3 separate regions of the Homo sapiens genome follow, and all the other regions are linked to region 3. A link is a loop called in an ENCODE intact Hi-C map of the cell type or tissue named here. Cell type or tissue: heart right ventricle. All regions are shown on one strand. Links, peaks and the distances in the headings refer to the core of each region. The heading gives the core; the rest is flanking DNA.

The links. Peaks named below come from ENCODE experiments on the same cell type or tissue, not always from the same donor. Only the 100,000 strongest peaks of a DNase experiment are listed, where the experiment ranks them.
Region 1: it touches region 3 in a loop (14-fold over the local background); 97 of 110 quality-filtered maps call a loop at or near these places.
Region 2: it touches region 3 in a loop (6-fold over the local background); 80 of 110 quality-filtered maps call a loop at or near these places.

Annotation. Positions count from the first base shown.
Region 1 is chr15:78,616,171-78,621,751 of GRCh38, forward strand. It overlaps CHRNA3 (cholinergic receptor nicotinic alpha 3 subunit), which reads right to left and starts at 4,826. Exons shown (of 6, transcript NM_000743.5): 1 at 4,543-4,826; 2 at 2,606-2,745; 3 at 2,447-2,491; 4 at 854-963. The coding sequence starts at 4,624. In heart right ventricle, for the core only: CTCF peaks have their summits at 2,408 (motif pointing right), 2,614 and 3,970; a DNase peak (open chromatin) is centred at 2,421; H3K4me3 peaks cover 1,337 bases; H3K27me3 peaks cover 2,475 bases.
Region 2 is chr15:78,636,382-78,641,381 of GRCh38, forward strand. CHRNB4 (cholinergic receptor nicotinic beta 4 subunit) reads right to left here and starts at 4,829. Exons shown (of 6, transcript NM_000750.5): 1 at 4,698-4,829. The coding sequence starts at 4,752. RefSeq lists an enhancer at 1,308-1,809 and a silencer at 4,748-4,807. In heart right ventricle, for the core only: a CTCF peak has its summit at 2,538 (motif pointing right); a DNase peak (open chromatin) is centred at 2,528; H3K4me3 peaks cover 729 bases; H3K27me3 peaks cover 2,540 bases.
Region 3 is chr15:78,706,919-78,712,550 of GRCh38, forward strand. LOC105370913 (a long non-coding RNA gene) reads right to left here. Exons shown (of 3, transcript XR_932509.2): 2 at 1,070-1,187. Among named protein-coding and RNA genes, the nearest start is that of CHRNB4, 69 kb to the left of the region's middle. In heart right ventricle, for the core only: CTCF peaks have their summits at 2,657 (motif pointing left) and 2,865; a DNase peak (open chromatin) is centred at 2,643; H3K27me3 peaks cover 1,417 bases.

The DNA.
Region 1 (5,581 bases), core at 1-5,000, 91 kb before region 3:
GGCAAAACCCCATCTCTACTGAAAAATACAAAATTAGCCAGGTGTGGCAGCACGTGCCTGTAATCCCAGCTACTTGGGAGGCTGAGGCAGGAGGATTTCTTGAACCCAGGAGGTGGAGGTTGCTGTGAGCCGAGATCCCACCACTGCACTCCAGCCTGGGTGACAGTAAGACTCAGTCTTCCCCCCCCCACCCCCCCAAAAAAAAAGCTCCTTGGTAACCATGCCAGTCAGCAGGCTGGGAACCCTGGGACTACACAGCTTAGGCCCACCCAGCTATGATCTTCTCCAACACCCTCATTCTCTTTCAAAGACAAGGTGAGGAGGGACCGTTTACTCCATTCCTGTCTGTTTGCACAGAGCTGCTAACAGATGCTACATTCCAGGTGCCCCGGGCATCTGAGCCTTCCCCCTCCACACACTGGGGTTGGTCCTTGGCCCATGGATCTTTCCAGCCTTATGTCCCACAGTCCAGCCAATGAGGTCACCTTGGCTGCCCATGACATACTCTCCTGCCTCCCCGGGCCCTCCTCTGCTCCATCTCCCTGTCCTGAGATCCTACACAATCTTCAGGATTCACTTCAAATGCCAATTCTTCCTTGAAACTTTCCCAATGCCATCTTCCACCCACCCATGCCTGCTTTGAAGCCACTCAGCACACTGCTGCTCTCTGTGGCTCTCCAACATCTCTGGTACCTGGTATGTAGTAGTTGCTGATTACATACCTATGGACTGAACAAATGAATGCAGCCTTCTTGGAAAAGGCCAAGGAAGGCCAGGTTTTAAGCACAGTGGGCCAAAAACCCAGAGCCCAGGCTGACAGCCCTGAGAGGGCGTGGGCCCCCCAGCACCTTACTTGTTATACAGCACAATGTCTGGCTTCCAGATCTTCTGTGCAGGGACACGCATGAACTCTGCCCCACCATAGTCAGAGGGGTTCCATTTCAGCTTGTAGTCATTCCAGATCTCGGGGAAGGAAGCAGGGAGGGAGAAGGAGACGGTAAAAGAATCAGCCTGGTTTTACTTCCCGTGGCACCACCCATCTTGGTGACTCCCCACCCCTGCTGCATGTGACCGAACCACATCCATGCCATGATCACATAGTCCAACTTCTCCTGTGGGTGTAGTGCAGGAGAGAGCACACGGCTGGCTCTGCGGGCCACCTCCTGGCACTAGGGAAGCCACTGCCCCCATAACCATGAGCAAGCCCAGCCCCTCATCAACCAAACAGGGCCTACTCGTGCTTTCTCTGGTCACTTCTAGTGCCAGGTGGAGACTCCTGGACTTCATGCATCATGTCCAGGTCCATGTGCCTGTTTACAGCCCCTGAATGGCTCTCCAGGGGTGTTTTCCAACATAGACACTCTTTCACCCCAAGGTTAAGCAAGACTGGACTCTGAAAGATTCCGGGGGAAGAATCCATGACCCCTGCAGGGCCCAGGAAGTGTCTGGGTCCAGAGGCTGGGAGGTCTGAGTCCTGAGCACCAGAGGAGAGAGGGGTGAGGCTGCGGCCACAGAGGGAACGTGTGCATCAAGTACTGGGTGGGGCACTGTGCCCATCTGGCTTTCCAACCTCCTGGGGATGAAGGCTGTGTGTGCTGAGTGCTCAGCTGGCCAGGCTGGCAGAAGGGTCACCCGCAGGCCAATGGGCCATTATGTCTCCTGGCAAGTCTGGACAAAGCCTCCCTGGGGAGGACATGTGGAAGGCAATTTCTTGGCCTCGATCTGAACAGGAAAATCTACTCCCACGCTACCAACAACAGCAGCATCTTATTCTGACTTAAGAATGAGTATAGGGGCTGTGCACAGTGGCTTCTGCCTGTAACCCCAGCACTTTGGGAGGCTGAGGTGTGTGGTTTGCTTGAGATCAGGCGTTCGAGACCAGCCTGGGCAACATGGCGAAACCCTGTCTCTATAACAAATCCAAAAATTAGCCAGACGTGGTGGTGCACAGCTGTGGTCCCAGCTACTTGGGAGGCTGAGGCAGGAGAACTGCTTGAACCCTGCTGGTGGAGATTGCAGTGAGCCGAGATCACGCCACAGCACTCCGGCCTGGGTGACAGAGCGAGATCCCGTCTGGAAAAAAAACTGAGTTTTTAGCAAGAGGGAGAGAAGGAGGTGTCTCAGGCACCACCCCAGGGTTTGGGGGCAGGGCTTCAATCTCAGGTTCGTACTCTTCTGTTGTGTGAACATGGAGAATGTCTTTCTCCAGGCTGCAACCTGTCCATCTGGGACTTGAGGGGTTGGGCCCTACAGTCCTTCCAGGGGGACTGTAGGGCAGTGCATGTGACCTCAAGCCTTAGAAGAGATATATCTGCCAGTCAGTGGACCCCAATCTGGGTTCCACAGAAGTAAATGAAGCCTGGTCTTTAGGCCTTTCTTGGTTCACCTAAAGCAAATAAAACAGTCACCACCAGGGGGCAGCAGTGCCTAGGGTCTGGTCACTTACTTGCTTGAGCCACAGGTTGGTCTCCATGATCTGGTTTACTTCATCCTAGAAAGAGGAATTAAAGTTGACAGGAGAATTACAAAACAAGACTAATTCTGGGAAAGGCTCCTCCAGAAGCCCCGGTCCCCATGGCCACGGCTCGTGGCTTCCAGCACTCACCACCTTCACCAGCTGAGACATGGACACCTCGAAATGGATGATGACTGGGTCAGACACGTTGGCTACAGGCCGGATGATCTCATTGTAATCTTCAAACAGCCGCTCAAATAGACGGTGCTCAGCCTCTGAGGCCCTGGCCACTGTGGGAAGCAGCCCTGTCAGTCCCTGGGGAAATCGTTACTTAACCTCCCCCACCCAGCCCAGCAGAAACATCACCCATCTACAGCATCCCCTCCACCTGTGGGGGGATTCTGTGGAACCCTAGACTTTCAGGCCAGTCTAACCCAGTGGGTTACAAAATGGGAAACTGAGGCCCAAGAGGGGCAGGATTCTACCTGGCCACACGCATTCAGTGAGAAGCACAGTGGTTGCAAGCCTGGGCTCTGGAGTTGGACAGATCTGGTGCAAATCCTGACAAATCACTTGTAAGCTGTGTGAGCTTAGGCAAGTGGCTTAACCTCTCTGAACCTGTGTCTTTACCAGTCAAAATAAGGATTATAAACGTATCCACCTCAAAGGGTTGTTGTGAAGGAAGTGCACAGCTTGGTGCTGCGGTAAGAGGTCAAGAACTATTCGCAATCTTTTCCTGGGTTGTTTCTGCCGGGTGGGGGTGTGGGGCAAATGCTGTCTGCCTGGGTACAGCCACTCACTGCTTCCACGATGGAAAGATGGCCAGTCCGCTCCCAGGGGCAGGGCCAACCACGGTCGCCCAGGCCCAGGTCTTCTACCTCCCAGCCTCCGGGAGAACACAGCCCAGGTCTGGGCCTCTCCTGCATTCCACCCTGTAGGGGTGGCCACCAGCCCTCTTAGAAGCCAAGGCACTGTGTGACTCCCGTGATCTCGTGTGACCCCCAGCTCTTGCTGATGCTGTCTTCATATCCTGATGAAAGACTCTGACCTCTGCAACCCTTGGGCACCCCTCTTTGTTCCTAAGCCACACCCCAGCACAAGTGAGGCATACCGGGTCAGCTGTCTTCTGATTCCCACGTACAGATCTGGGGGCAGCTTGGGGAAGCGGGAGGAGAATCCTCTAGGAAGTTGAATCCAACTTCCTCAGGTCTTGAAATAGGATTTTTCCTGCTCCCCACTCTCCTTCCCCAGGATGAAAGAAGGGTCCCAGGCAGGAGGTCGGTTGAGAGCGTATGGCGTTCTGAGTAGTGCAGGCCTCGGCACCGAGGGCGGAAAGCGCTCTGAGCTCACAGCCGCACGACAGACCGCCGGCCTGGGCCCTCCAGGAATTCCCTGCAGCCTTGCCCGGTCCCCGACTCTCGCTACCCACCAGCCCTCCCAGGCACCCAAGAGCCTCCCAGCGGCGGGCCAGGGCCGGCTTCCCCCAGCAGGCTCCTCTGGAGAGCGGGAGGAAGACAGGAGGCGCTCTCCCGGTGGAGGGTCCCTCAGCGACGCAGCCAGGAGCGCTAGGAGGCTACAACCGGAGGAGAGGCTGGCGCTCCAGCTCCAGCCCCAGTCCCGAAGCGACTCCCCTCTTCCCGAGGTGGCCTTGGCCAAGTCTTCAGCCATCTCCGTCAAATGAGGAGGTGGGCGGGATGCAGACGGTGGAGCGGGAGGCTTGGGCGCGCCAGTTTGGGAGCCAGTGCGCGGGGCAGGGCGACGGGCAGCGCGGGGACGCGAATCCCCAACTCCTGCGCCCAAGACGAAGGACCCGGTCTCGACCTCCCCATCACCCGGCGCGTACCAGCGCCCGCTCAGTGACTCCCAGGTTTGGTGGTGGCTAGGGGTGGGAGGTGAGCCGAAAGGGAAAAAGCCACCCCACCCAAGTCGCCGCCGGGCTGGAGCCAGTCTGCGCGGGTTCCGAGTCCCCGGCGACGGCGCCAGCCCTCTCCGCTCGCCCGCGCGGTGTTCTCGCCGGCAGCCCCTCCGGACCCCGCGCCCCTTCTCGGGCGCCCGTCCCTCCGGAGCCCTAACGCCTGTGCGCGTACCTGGCAGCAGAGACAGCAGCAGCAGCAGCAGCAGCCGCGGCGGCGACAGCGCCAGGGGCAGCGAGAGCGGGCCAGAGCCCATGGCTGGTGGCCGGGCTGGCCGCGGACCCGGACGGTCGGGAGCGGGCGCGGCGGTCGCAGAGACGGCCTCTCCCCGCGCGGCTCCAGCGCAGACCCCAGACCTGGAGCCGTGCGGGCGGAGACGCGCGGGGCTCCTCTCCGCTTCGCCGCCGCTGGGTTTCCAGCGCCCTCGGACCCGCGGGAGGACAGGAACCATCCGGAGTGAAGCTGCGCCAGGCGCGGGCGGGCGGGCGGGCGTGCGCGGGGCGGGGCGTACGTGCGGTAGGGGAAGGGGCTCCAGGTCCCAGTCCCCAGCGCCGGGCGAGCTCCTTCTCCGCCGGGCTGGGTGCTCCGGCCGGCGGCGTCCGACCAGATCTGAGCAGGTGCTGTCACCACCACCAGGAAGGAGAGGGACTCAGTTTCTGTCCCAGGTTTCCGGGGCGTGTGCAGCTCCCGCAGGGGGTTGGGACCACCGGGCTAGGCGGGCGCCGTAGGAGAGACGCTAACACACCCTGGGAAGGACGCCTTGTGTATCTCATGCTATTAAATAATTGTTAAATATTTTAGCCGGGAGCAGTGGCTCACGCCTGTAATCCCAGCCAGCACTTTGGGAGGCCAAGGCGGGCGGATCACGAGGTCAGAGACCATCCTGGCTAACATGGTGAAACCTCGTCTCTACTAAAAATACTCTACAAATTAGCCCGGCGTGGTGGCAGGCACCTGTAGTCCCAGCTACTCGGGAGGCTGAGGCAGGAGAATGGCGTGAACCCGGGAGGCAGAGCCTGCAGTGAGCCGAGATTGCGCCACTGCACTCCAGCCTGGGTGACAGAGTGAGACTTCATCTCAAAACAAAACAAAACAAAACAAAAAAACTTAGATATAGTACTGGTATTTTTTTTTTAAGTCCTTATAGCTTAGGGGTGGGTGGAAGTTAGTTGAAACAATATTGGCTATGAGTTGATAATTGTCGAGGCAGGAT
Region 2 (5,000 bases), core at 1-5,000, 71 kb before region 3:
AGGGCCCTTCCCTACCCACAACTCTCAGAGCTGTAGGTGGACTTAAAAATCAAATGTTTTGGCTTGGCGTTCAAGGCCCTTTCCCCACTGACACTGGCTTATCTTTCTCAATCTGATTTTCTCCCACCTCTCTACCTCTACCCCAGATACTCAGATACTCTCTCTTCTGGCCATAGCCTACTGTTTGCCTTTCCCCCTGTGACCTTCACTGTCTCACTTCCTGTTTTTTCCTTTTTTTTTTTTTAGAGACAGGGTCTTGCTATGTTGCCCAGGCTGGTTTCAAGTGATTCCTCCTGGATTCAAAGGATCCTCCCACCTCAGCCTCCTTAGTAGCTGGGACTACAGGTGTGCACCACCACACCCAGCTTGTCTCACTTCTTTGAACAGACTCTTTCTTCTGCCAAGATTGCCCCCAGCCCACCAGTTATGAATTATCTGAGGGTCTATCTTGTGCCAGGGACTTTACTACATTTCGAGGGTAACAGCAAGCAAAAACCAGAAACGGTTCCTGACACCAGAGCACTTACAGTGCAGGGGAGCAGCCCCATTACTCACATGTGAGTTTGGGTGCAGAAATGGGTACGAGGTGGTGCTTTCCCTAAGAAGAAACAGAGCTGAGATGGAGGGGATTTTCCGGGTTCAGACTTAGACCTACAGAGTGTAAGGTCCCTCTGAGACACCAAATGGAGGGGTCCAGCTGGCAGCTGGCTCCTCATCTGGAGCTTCGAGGAGAGGTCTTAGCTCAGAGCCATATTCAAGACCCAGCCTAAATACCGCCTCATGCAGGGAGCCCCCCTGACCTTCCATAGCCTCAAATCTGCCCCTCTGCATACCCCCGATCCCTTGCCAAGTGGCATTTGGGTCTTTATGTCATCTCCCTCACCTGTCTGGGAGTAAAGGTGAGGTTCAGGGACTTGGGCTTGTGTACTCTAGTGTCTTCAGGGAGAATGTGTAAAGCATAGAGGGGGCAGCTTGGAAAAAGGGAGACTCAGAGGAGACTCAAGGACATCTGAGGAGGCAAGCCTGGGAGGAGGAAAAGAGATGAGAATGAGCAGAAGAAACAGTGCCGGGGCAGGGAAGCAGGTGGGAGGATCAGGGAATAAGAGGGGCCGGAGAGGTGGGGGCGGGCATGCTGGTGAGGGGCTGCCTGGCTCGCCAGGCTCAGGAGTCGATTACATCTTCCTGCAAGGGCCAGTTCACCTAGTTGCACCAAACCCCTTCCTCTGTGGGTAGGGCCAGAAGGCCCAGAGCACAGACCAACCCAATTAGGCAGGCCTGAGGTGGACTTAGGGGTGGGTGCTGGGCTGGACTCCTGGTTGTGGGGAGCAGCCGCCACCCTGCCGACTTCATCCACTTTCCAACTCGCTGCCTATCTGGAACAGATGCAATATTTAGTGCCTTGTGAAAGATGCTCCTAGTGCACCTGCTGCCTGCTGCCCCTCCCCCAGGCTGCCCTGGGCTCTCCAGAGGGGGGTCCTATGGATGCTTGGCCTAGATTCTGAGCCCTGCTTCTTATATCCAGGACCCCTTTCCCAGAGGCCAGCTGCTTGAGTACCCTGGAAGCCAGTCTGTAGCCCCAGGCTAGAGCTGGGTCCCTCCCACAGCCCTTCTTTAGCATGTTTGTTTGGACTGACTTATTTCATAGAGAGGGGTGTGTCTTGCCCAAGCCCATCTGGCATGTCTGAGGCAGCTCTGGGGTCAGAATCTGCAGCTCCCATCCCCCAGCCCTGCAATACTAGGGGAGGCTGGATCCCACATCTCTGAAGTCCCACTAGGCTGGTCTGACAGGGCTCCCAAGCGCAGGGCTGCTCTGCAGGCTGTGGGGCTCATGCTCCAGCTCCGAGCCCACCTGATGTGCCCGGGTGGCTCACCTTTGGGCCTGTCCTGCCTCTCAGGCATTCAGCTGACCCGGAGGGACTCCCCCATCTTGACCACCAGCTGTGGGCTTGAGTTAGAGGTTCCCAGAACTTTAGACCATTTAGCCCAACCCCCTATTTCTCAGCTGGGGAAACTGAGACCAAAGAGGGAAGAAACTTTCTCAAGTGCCCCCAGCAAGTCAGAGGAGGAACCAGGTATAGGAGCCTCTTTCCGACAGAGGTCTTCCCTGACCCCTGAGCCTTCTTCAGTGCCTCATTAGCTTCCCTGTAAGGAGACTGCCCCACAGAGCCTGGAAATGGTGCTGTCCCGGGCAGTGTGTGCCCATGACTGCGCCTGTGTTTGTACTTGTGAGTGTATGGCCGGGGGGCCGGGGGGGTGGTGCACTGAAGGGTGGGAATAAACAGCAGGGATACTGGGGACTGGAATGCACCCCACTTGCCCCCCAAAAAGGGGCGACGGAGCCCAGCCCAGCCCAGCACATGCTTAGACTTTCCAATCTACTGAATGTCTGTGAGGCCTGCTGGGCTCAAAGGACAAGGAACAGGCCTTTCACCCCCAGGTGGCAGGGGTGGCCCAGGATGGGTGGAAGCTTCTGCAGCACGGTCAGGGGTCACATCCCAGCCCATGGGCTGACAGTTAAACAGAGAAGCCGCCACTAGGGGTCAGTCATGATTCAATGATTCTGATGAGGAGTGGGCCCCACCAGCCTCTGCCCAGGGTTTTGTCTTCCAGGCCTTCTTGGGAAGAATTGTTCCCTGCCAGAAAGGGGCTAATAATCTGAGAGGAAGCCATAGCTGGAATTCTAAACTGTGTGAGTGTGTGTCCAGTTTGGAAAGGTATATCCAATCTAAAAATTTGTATTGAAAAAATGGAAAGATATACCTATTGTTTTGGAATACAAACTACAGAAAGTAACAGTTAACAGAATCTTATTGGAAAGATTAGATTCTGCATCTGGAAAGGCAGAGTGATTTTTCAACTGGGGTGTATGTCCTTAACTGAGGAAGGGAACATGATATTTATATTAAAAGGCAGCTATGATTTTCTTTTTTCTGAGACGGAGTCTTGATCTGTCGCCCAGGCTGGAGTGCAGTGGCATGATCTCAGCTCACTGCTGCAACCTCCACCTCCCGGGTTCATGCCATTCTCCTACCTCAGCCTCCCGAGTAGCTGGGACTACAGGCGCCTGCTACCACGCCCGGTTAATTTTTTGTATTTTTAGTAGAGACGGGGTTTCACCACATCAGCCAGGATGGTCTCGATCTCCTGACCTCGTGATCCGCCCGCCTCTGCCTCCCAAAGTGCTGGGATTACAAGTGTGAGCCACCGCGCCTGGCCTATGATTTTTCTTTATGTAGAGAATTTATCTTTTATAAAGAGCTTATTACATACTATTAGTGCTTCTTCAATCATGTGTATTAATCACCTGGATTCCTAGGCTTTATTCCCAGAGATTCTGATCCTGTAAGCCTAGGGTGGGACCCAGAAATCTGTACAGGGTGATACAGGCTGCCCCAGGACCACACCTAAGAAACACTGCCACTGGCCCCCACACACATCCAAGTCTCCAAATATGTAGGCAGGGCACATTCTCTCCATAGAACAGATGGGGAACCTGAGGTCCAGGATGGTGAAAGAAATGGCACAGGGTCACCCAGCTAGTAGAAGAGCCACGATACACAGACTGCCTGCAGACACCATCTTTGATGAGAGCTCCACCTCTTTATAGGAGTAGTACAAACTACTTTCTGTAGTTTGTATTCCAAAATGATGGGTATATCTTTCCATTTTTTCAATGTAAATTTTTAGATTGGATATGCTTTCCCAAACTGGACACACACTCACAGTTTAGAATTCCAGCTATGGCTTCCTCTCAGATTATTAGCTCCTTATATATTCCCTGACTCCTACCTCCTGCCTCCCCTATGGTGGGTCTCTATCCAAGGAAGAGGTAGCCCTGGTCCTCTAGGCTGACTGGGGCTTGGAGGAAAAGCCTGGGTGACTGTAGGAGCTAGAAGGGCCCTTGGAATTCAGGTGGGGAAACTGAGGCCCTGAGAAGGCAGTCCTCACATTTGCATTCTACCTGGAGAAGGGCTGGGTCTCCTTCCTGAGTGGCAGGCCCAACTTCACCAGCCTGGCCCTCAGTCAAGCTGGCTGTCCAGGCCCGGCACACCTCGGGTGGGTGACCAGAGGCAGCGGTGCCATAAAATGTGTTTGCTGGGAGATCCACCCCCAAAGCACAAAACATTCCAGGGCTGCTGATTTGGGCAAGCCCCCTTCCTTCTCGGCCCAGTGTCCCCATCTCTACCACCGCTGTGTGGGAGGGGACTTCTCTCTAAGGCTGAGCAGCAGATTCGCTCCCAAGCGCCTACACCGCCCAGGTGGCCGGCTCCTCTGCACCCACGCTTCAAGAAAGTCACCTCTTAGGCAAGGAAGGAGCCTCGGCCCTGTTGGGAGCGGGAGTCGGTATACTCCCAGCCTCCCAGACTGCTGGGGATGACCCGCGGTGCCTGCAAAGCCGGTGTCATCCAGCCCACTGCCCAGCCCACAGACACTCGCCCTGGAGGGTGGCCCTGGCCCTGGCAGCGGCTCCGAGAAGAGGCGGCCCCCACTCCAAACCTGGCAGACCCACCCACGCAGGCCCGCCCCCGCTGCCTCAGCGAGTGGGCTCAGCCCTGCCCACGCCCCCATCTGGCCGGGACAATCTCGGGCCACTCCCCCGGGCGCAGGGCACCCTCCCTTCCCTCCCACCTGTGGCCAGTCCAGCCCCTTTCAGCCCAACCCAGGCGCCCCTCCCTCCTTCCCCGAAAAGAACTCACCGCGCCCGCAAAGGGCGACCAGGAAGAAAAGGACCAGGGAAGGCGCGCGCCTCATGGCCGGCGGGGCCGGGTGGCAGCCGCCGCGAGCTCCGCTGTGGGGTCACAGGGCACCCGTGAGCCGCGCGGTCGAGTGAGCGCCGGTCCTGGCCCCCGAGGTTTGCTGGCGGGGCGGCGCTCACTAGGACCCCGCGGAGAGCCCCGCCGAGCCCCGCCCACTCAGGGATGTACTGGGCCCGCTGCTCCGCCCCGACGCCCCCTGGGTGGTCTGGACCCCACCTGCCGCCTGGCTTCCCTATCTCTTCG
Region 3 (5,632 bases), core at 348-5,347:
GAAGCAAATTTATAAGATTTGAATTATTCAGAAAAGCTCCCAAGCTAATATAAGAAAACACTTTAACCACAGGAAGTATCATGCTACACAATATGGTGTGGTGGTGAAGGGTGCAGGCTCTAAAACCAGAAAACCCAGGTTCAAGTCCTGGCCCTACCACCTTGGGAGAGTTACATGGTCTCTCTGTGCCTCCATTTCCCCATCTAAAATGTGGGGATGACAATAATAGTGTCTATTTCACAGAGTTGTTTTGAGGAAAATAATATATGTAAAGCACTGTGAACAGCAGTCAGTGCTATGTAAGTGTTTGCTCTAGTTATTTTAACATTTTGGATTATAAATATCTACCCTGTTATTCAGATGACAAGCATCCCTAAGCTGATAACATGATGAAGAGCTCTTGTGTTCCTTGATTTTCCCTCAGCTTTGTGAGGAAAAGAATACCACATGAAGAAGAACAACTCAAGCAGGGGTGAGAAGGAAACTTGGCTTAAGTTTGGGGGGCTTGAGTTTATTAGGCTTTTGTCTTCTAAAAATCTCCTAAGCTTCATTGATAAGATGTTTAATATCAATCTAGCTAAAAAGGACCAATATACCCCACAAAACACTGAGTTAGACATAAAAACAGAAGGGTAATAAATGAAATATGGAAAACTACACAACCAGAAAAATAAACAACTACCAGTACCCAAAACATGGCTAAATCTCACAGGATTATGTTGAGTGAAAGAAGCCAGCCACAAACCTGCACATACTGAATGATCCCATTTATATGAAGTTCAAGAACAGGTGAAACTAATCCATGGTGACAGAGGTCAGGATCCTGGTTAACTTTGCAGGGACAGCAACTAAGAAGGCGCAAGAGGGAGCCCTCTGTGCTGATGGGAACATTCTGTATCTTGAGCTGAGTGGCGGTCACATGAGTGTGCACATATGTAAATAGTAAGGAGTTGTAGCTTAAGGTATATGCACCTCGCTGTATGTAAGATACTGTCTTAGTCCATGTGTGCTGCTGTAACAAAATATCTGAGACTGGGTAATGTGTAAAGAACAAAAATGTATTTCTCACAGTTCTGGTGGGTGGGAAGTCCAAGATCAAAGCGCCAGCAGGTTTGTAGTCTAGTGAGGGCTGCTCTCTGCTTCCAAGATGGCACCTTGAATGCTGAGTCCTCCAGAGGTGAGAAACGCTGTGTCCCAGCATGGTGGAAAGAACAGAAAAGCAAAAGAAGAAAACTGAGCTAGGTCGCTCCCTCAAGCCCTTTCATAAGGTCGCTAATCCCATTCATGAGGGGGCTCCTCCCTCACGATTTAGTCATCTCCTAAAGACACCACCCCTTAATACTATCACATGGGGGTTTAAGTTCCAACATGAATTTTGGAGGAGACACAAACATTCCAACCATAGCAAATATACTTTACTAAAAAGAAAAAAAAAGGAAAATCTTGTCTCTAAACATGATATTTTAAGTGTTTATATATTTACAGCCCAATTTTCTGCTTGCTTACATAGATATTTGTGACCATGAGTGTCATTCTTAGCTGAGAAAATGTTCAGTAAATTTAAAAAAGCCTCACATTATCTATTAATATCTTACTCAGATAAGATCAAATTTCTAACCTAGATTTTAGGTTAAGATAGAAACCCATGGTCATTTGCTGCAATGTGAGAATGACACAGAGAGATATTAATTAGCAGAATTCCACTATAAAACTAAATTTAAGGGCACAGTTCTCTACTAATGACTCCTCCAGACAAATCAATTACTTGGATATCAATGAATCAACTAAAAATGGAAGTGAGAACAGTTTGAGTCCTTTTTGCAATGGATGGATGTTTACGAGACTATTAAGTGAAGACGGTTCAGAAACAAGGAGATAAATGGCATGCTAATTTGGGGTTGAATGGAGTAATGGGGTGATCTTGGAAATATAAGAATCCTGCTTAATGGGGCTTGTCTGCTTGTAATTTGATAAACTAATATATGTAAATTCAATGAGATAAAGGACATGAGCACTCAGAACAAAATTACAGGAATAAATTTAGCAAAGAGGCACCAAAGTTGAGATAAGGGTCACTGTTCCACGTCTGACATCTTTAATTCTTGAGTCATGGGGATGGTAAGCCAGAGAACAGAGTCTTCTGACTGGAAGCTAAAACCAGCCTTTGGGGTGGGTTCAGAGACACTGTTCAGACTCAAGATGCGAAAGCAGATGTTGCCCTGTTGAAAATATCCCAATTGCAAGGGCATTTTCAAAGACAGTGGTGCTTGGGGGAAAGAGAATGCTGTGTGTTTAAAAAGAAAATAAATTAAAAGAAAGAATGGAAACAAGGAAGAAAAAGTGACCGGAGGGTAGGGTTGCAATATGTTCTGGTTTGCAAGGTACAGCTAAGGTTATGTCTGTTGTGCCGGTGCAATTATAATAGTGTCCCTTTCACTCTCCGAAGAATTTGGATGATAAAGCATATGATCACCCTACCAAAGAGAGGAAATGAGCCAGACGACCCATGTGTCTATTTCAAACAGTGTGGACTGATCCGCAGCCCTGTGCCACTGCCCAGATGAGCGGTGTGCACAACCTCTGCCTTGCCCTACCCCGCCCTGCTCGGGTCTCCAGGAAGGCTGGAGCGGAACCCTCGGCTCCCGCGCTGCTCTGGTGCCACCTGCAGGTTATATGCGGGAACTGCTTCTCTCCACCCTACTACCCTCCACCCAGCCTCCCGACCCCGACCCTGGATAGCCTTGGACTTGGCCAAAAGACATTCAGAGCACACGAAGCCCTGGCTGGGGAGTGGGCTGGACCCTGCAATGAAGCCCGCGTTACAGAATCAGACGAGCCCAGCTTAAACCAACAAGGCCAAGCTCCTCCTCTTCCTACCCACTCCTGTCCTGTCTCATTTTGTAGACGGGAAACTGAAGCCTAATTCAGATTTTTCGTTGGTAGGATTGTGAAGCATACAGCTGGAGCCTCCCAGGTGCCATTCCCCACATCTGTCTTTCCGCTACCACTTTAGGATAGTGAGGAAGCAAGAGAGCTTAAGCTTACTAAGCTCCTACTGTGTACTGGGCACAGAGTGGACACTTTTCTCTCCAGCCTCGCAATTGATGGGAAAGAGGTGATTATACAACTAGGAGACAGGATCAGAGTGGGCTAGCGATGTGCTTACAGTCTCTCAGCTGAAACTGGAACCCAGGGGTCTTTGACTGTAAAGCTAGTGCTCGTTTTGGGTCTCCAGCTTGAGCAATAGTTGCAAAATGCAAAGAGCACCTGAAAATCTAATATCAATCCATATAAGACTGTATTGTAAACAGAAACATGGAGTGTCTTTGTGGGGGTGATGGCAAGGTGGGGAGATTATCTCAATTCTATGTAACCTGGGAACTCTTGGAGGAAAATGAAGCATGACTGAGTGCAATTTGTCTGATAAACAAAATCTGTCAGGACGTGGGACCTTATTGGTCCTGGGTAGTGAAGGTAAGAAATCATGGTGCTGGACCTTTCTTAAAGTGCTTATAAAATCACTCAGGGCCTCAGTGCCTCCACCTTCTCCATGACCCCAGGCAGTTTCCCCATCTGTCTTCATCCTACTGCCTGGCACACTATCCATCAAACTGCTTTTGGGGTTATGTCTCAATAAAACAAAAATCATGGTGGGAGTCATTTACACCCTAGTGAGAGTCATCTAAGATTCCCTTTTCTTCTCAGACCTTTTAGCTGAAGTTGGTTATGAGAGAGGATGGGGAGGGGGAAAAGGGTTGGGGCGAGCACTCTTGGAGCTTGCACTGTTTCTTGCCGGTGCCCAGGCACAATGCGAATATGTCAGTCTAAATGGAGAGCTCCATGCATGTTCCTCTCTAATCCGTTTGTCACCAATACCAGTTCCCAAGGCAGAGCCCCAGGAGGGCTGGACTGAAGGACCTGGAGGTAATAGAAAACAACTTGGCTTTGGGTTTCAGGTCAAGCTGTGCCATGACTTGCTGTGTAACATCAGACAAGTCAGTTCACCACTCTGCACTTCAGTGACCTCATCTGTAAAAGGCTGGTCTGGACTAGATTAATGATTTTCTTTAGGTTTTGCAATTGTTTTGTTGTTGTTGTTTTGTTTTGTTTTGTTTTGAAACGGAGTCTCACTCTGTTGCTCAGGCTGAAGTGCAGTGGCACGATCTCAGCTCACTGCAACCTCTGCCTCCTGGGTTCAAGTGATTCTCCTGCCTCAGCCTCCCAAGTAGCTGGGATTACAGGTGTGTGCCACCACACCTAGCTAATTTTTGTATTTTTAGTAGAGATGTGGTTTCACTACATTGGCCAGGCTCATCTCCAACTCCCAACCTCAGGTGATCCACCTGCCTCGGCCTCCCAAAGTGTTGGGATTACAGGCGTGAGCCACCGCACCTGGCCTGCAATTGTTTTTTGTTTTAACATTATATTCAATTCTTCCTCCATCTTTATTAAAGTATAATTGATAAATAAAAATTGTGTATGTTTACAGTGTTCAATGTGATGTTTTGATATGTGCATACATTATGAAATGATTAAATCAAGTTAACATTTTCATCACCTCACATACTTTTATTATTATTTTTGTGGTAAGAATATTTAAGATCTATTTGCTTAGAGTAGTGTTTACTAGAGGTGAGGAAGGGTAAGGGAGAGGGGGTAGCCAAAGGTTGGCTAACAGGTTAAGAGATACAAGAGTACATGGCTGGTGGCTAACGCCTATAATCCTACCCCTTTAGGAGGCTGAGGTGGGAGGATCACTTGAAACCAGGAATTTGAGACCAGCCTGGGCAACATAGGGGGATCCCATCACTATAAAAAATTTAGAAATTAGCCAGGCATGTTGGTGCATGCCTGCGGTCCCAGCTACTCTGGAAGCTGAGGTGGGAGGATCACTTGGGCCCAAGAGGTCAAGGCTGCAGTGAGCTGTGATTGCACCACTTCACTCCAGCCTAGGGGGCAGAGTGAGACCCTGTCTGAAAAAGCAAAAGACAAACAAACAAACAAACAAAAAACCCCAGCTAGATAGGAGGAATAGTTCTAGTGTTTTTTTGCACTATAGGGTGATGATAATTGATGACAATTTATTATATATTTTCGAATAGCTAGAAGAGTGCATTTTGAATACTCCCAGAACAAAGAAAGGATAAATGTTTGAGGTGGTGGAGATGCTAATCGCCCTGATTTAATTATTACATATTGTATACATGTATAAAAATATTATACTGTACCCCACAAATACGTACAATTATTGTGTCAATTAATAATAATAAAAGCAAAAAATCTTCTTTTAGCAATTTTCAAGTATATATTATTATTAACTATAGTCATTCTGTACAACAGATCTCCAGAACTTATAACATTATATTTAATTTCAATCAAAGCGCTAGATACACAGAGTTAAGAACAAAATGGGGCTGGGTGCGGTGGCTCACCCAGTGGATTACGCCTGTAATCCCAGCACTTTGGGTGGATCACGAGGTCAGGAGATCGAAACCATCCTGGCTAACATGGTGAAACCCCACCTCTACTAAAAGTACAAAAAAAAAATTAGCTAGGCCTGGTGGTGTTCGCCTGTAGTCCCAGCTACTCCGGAGGCTGAGGCAGGAGAATTGCTTGAACCTGGGAGGCGGAA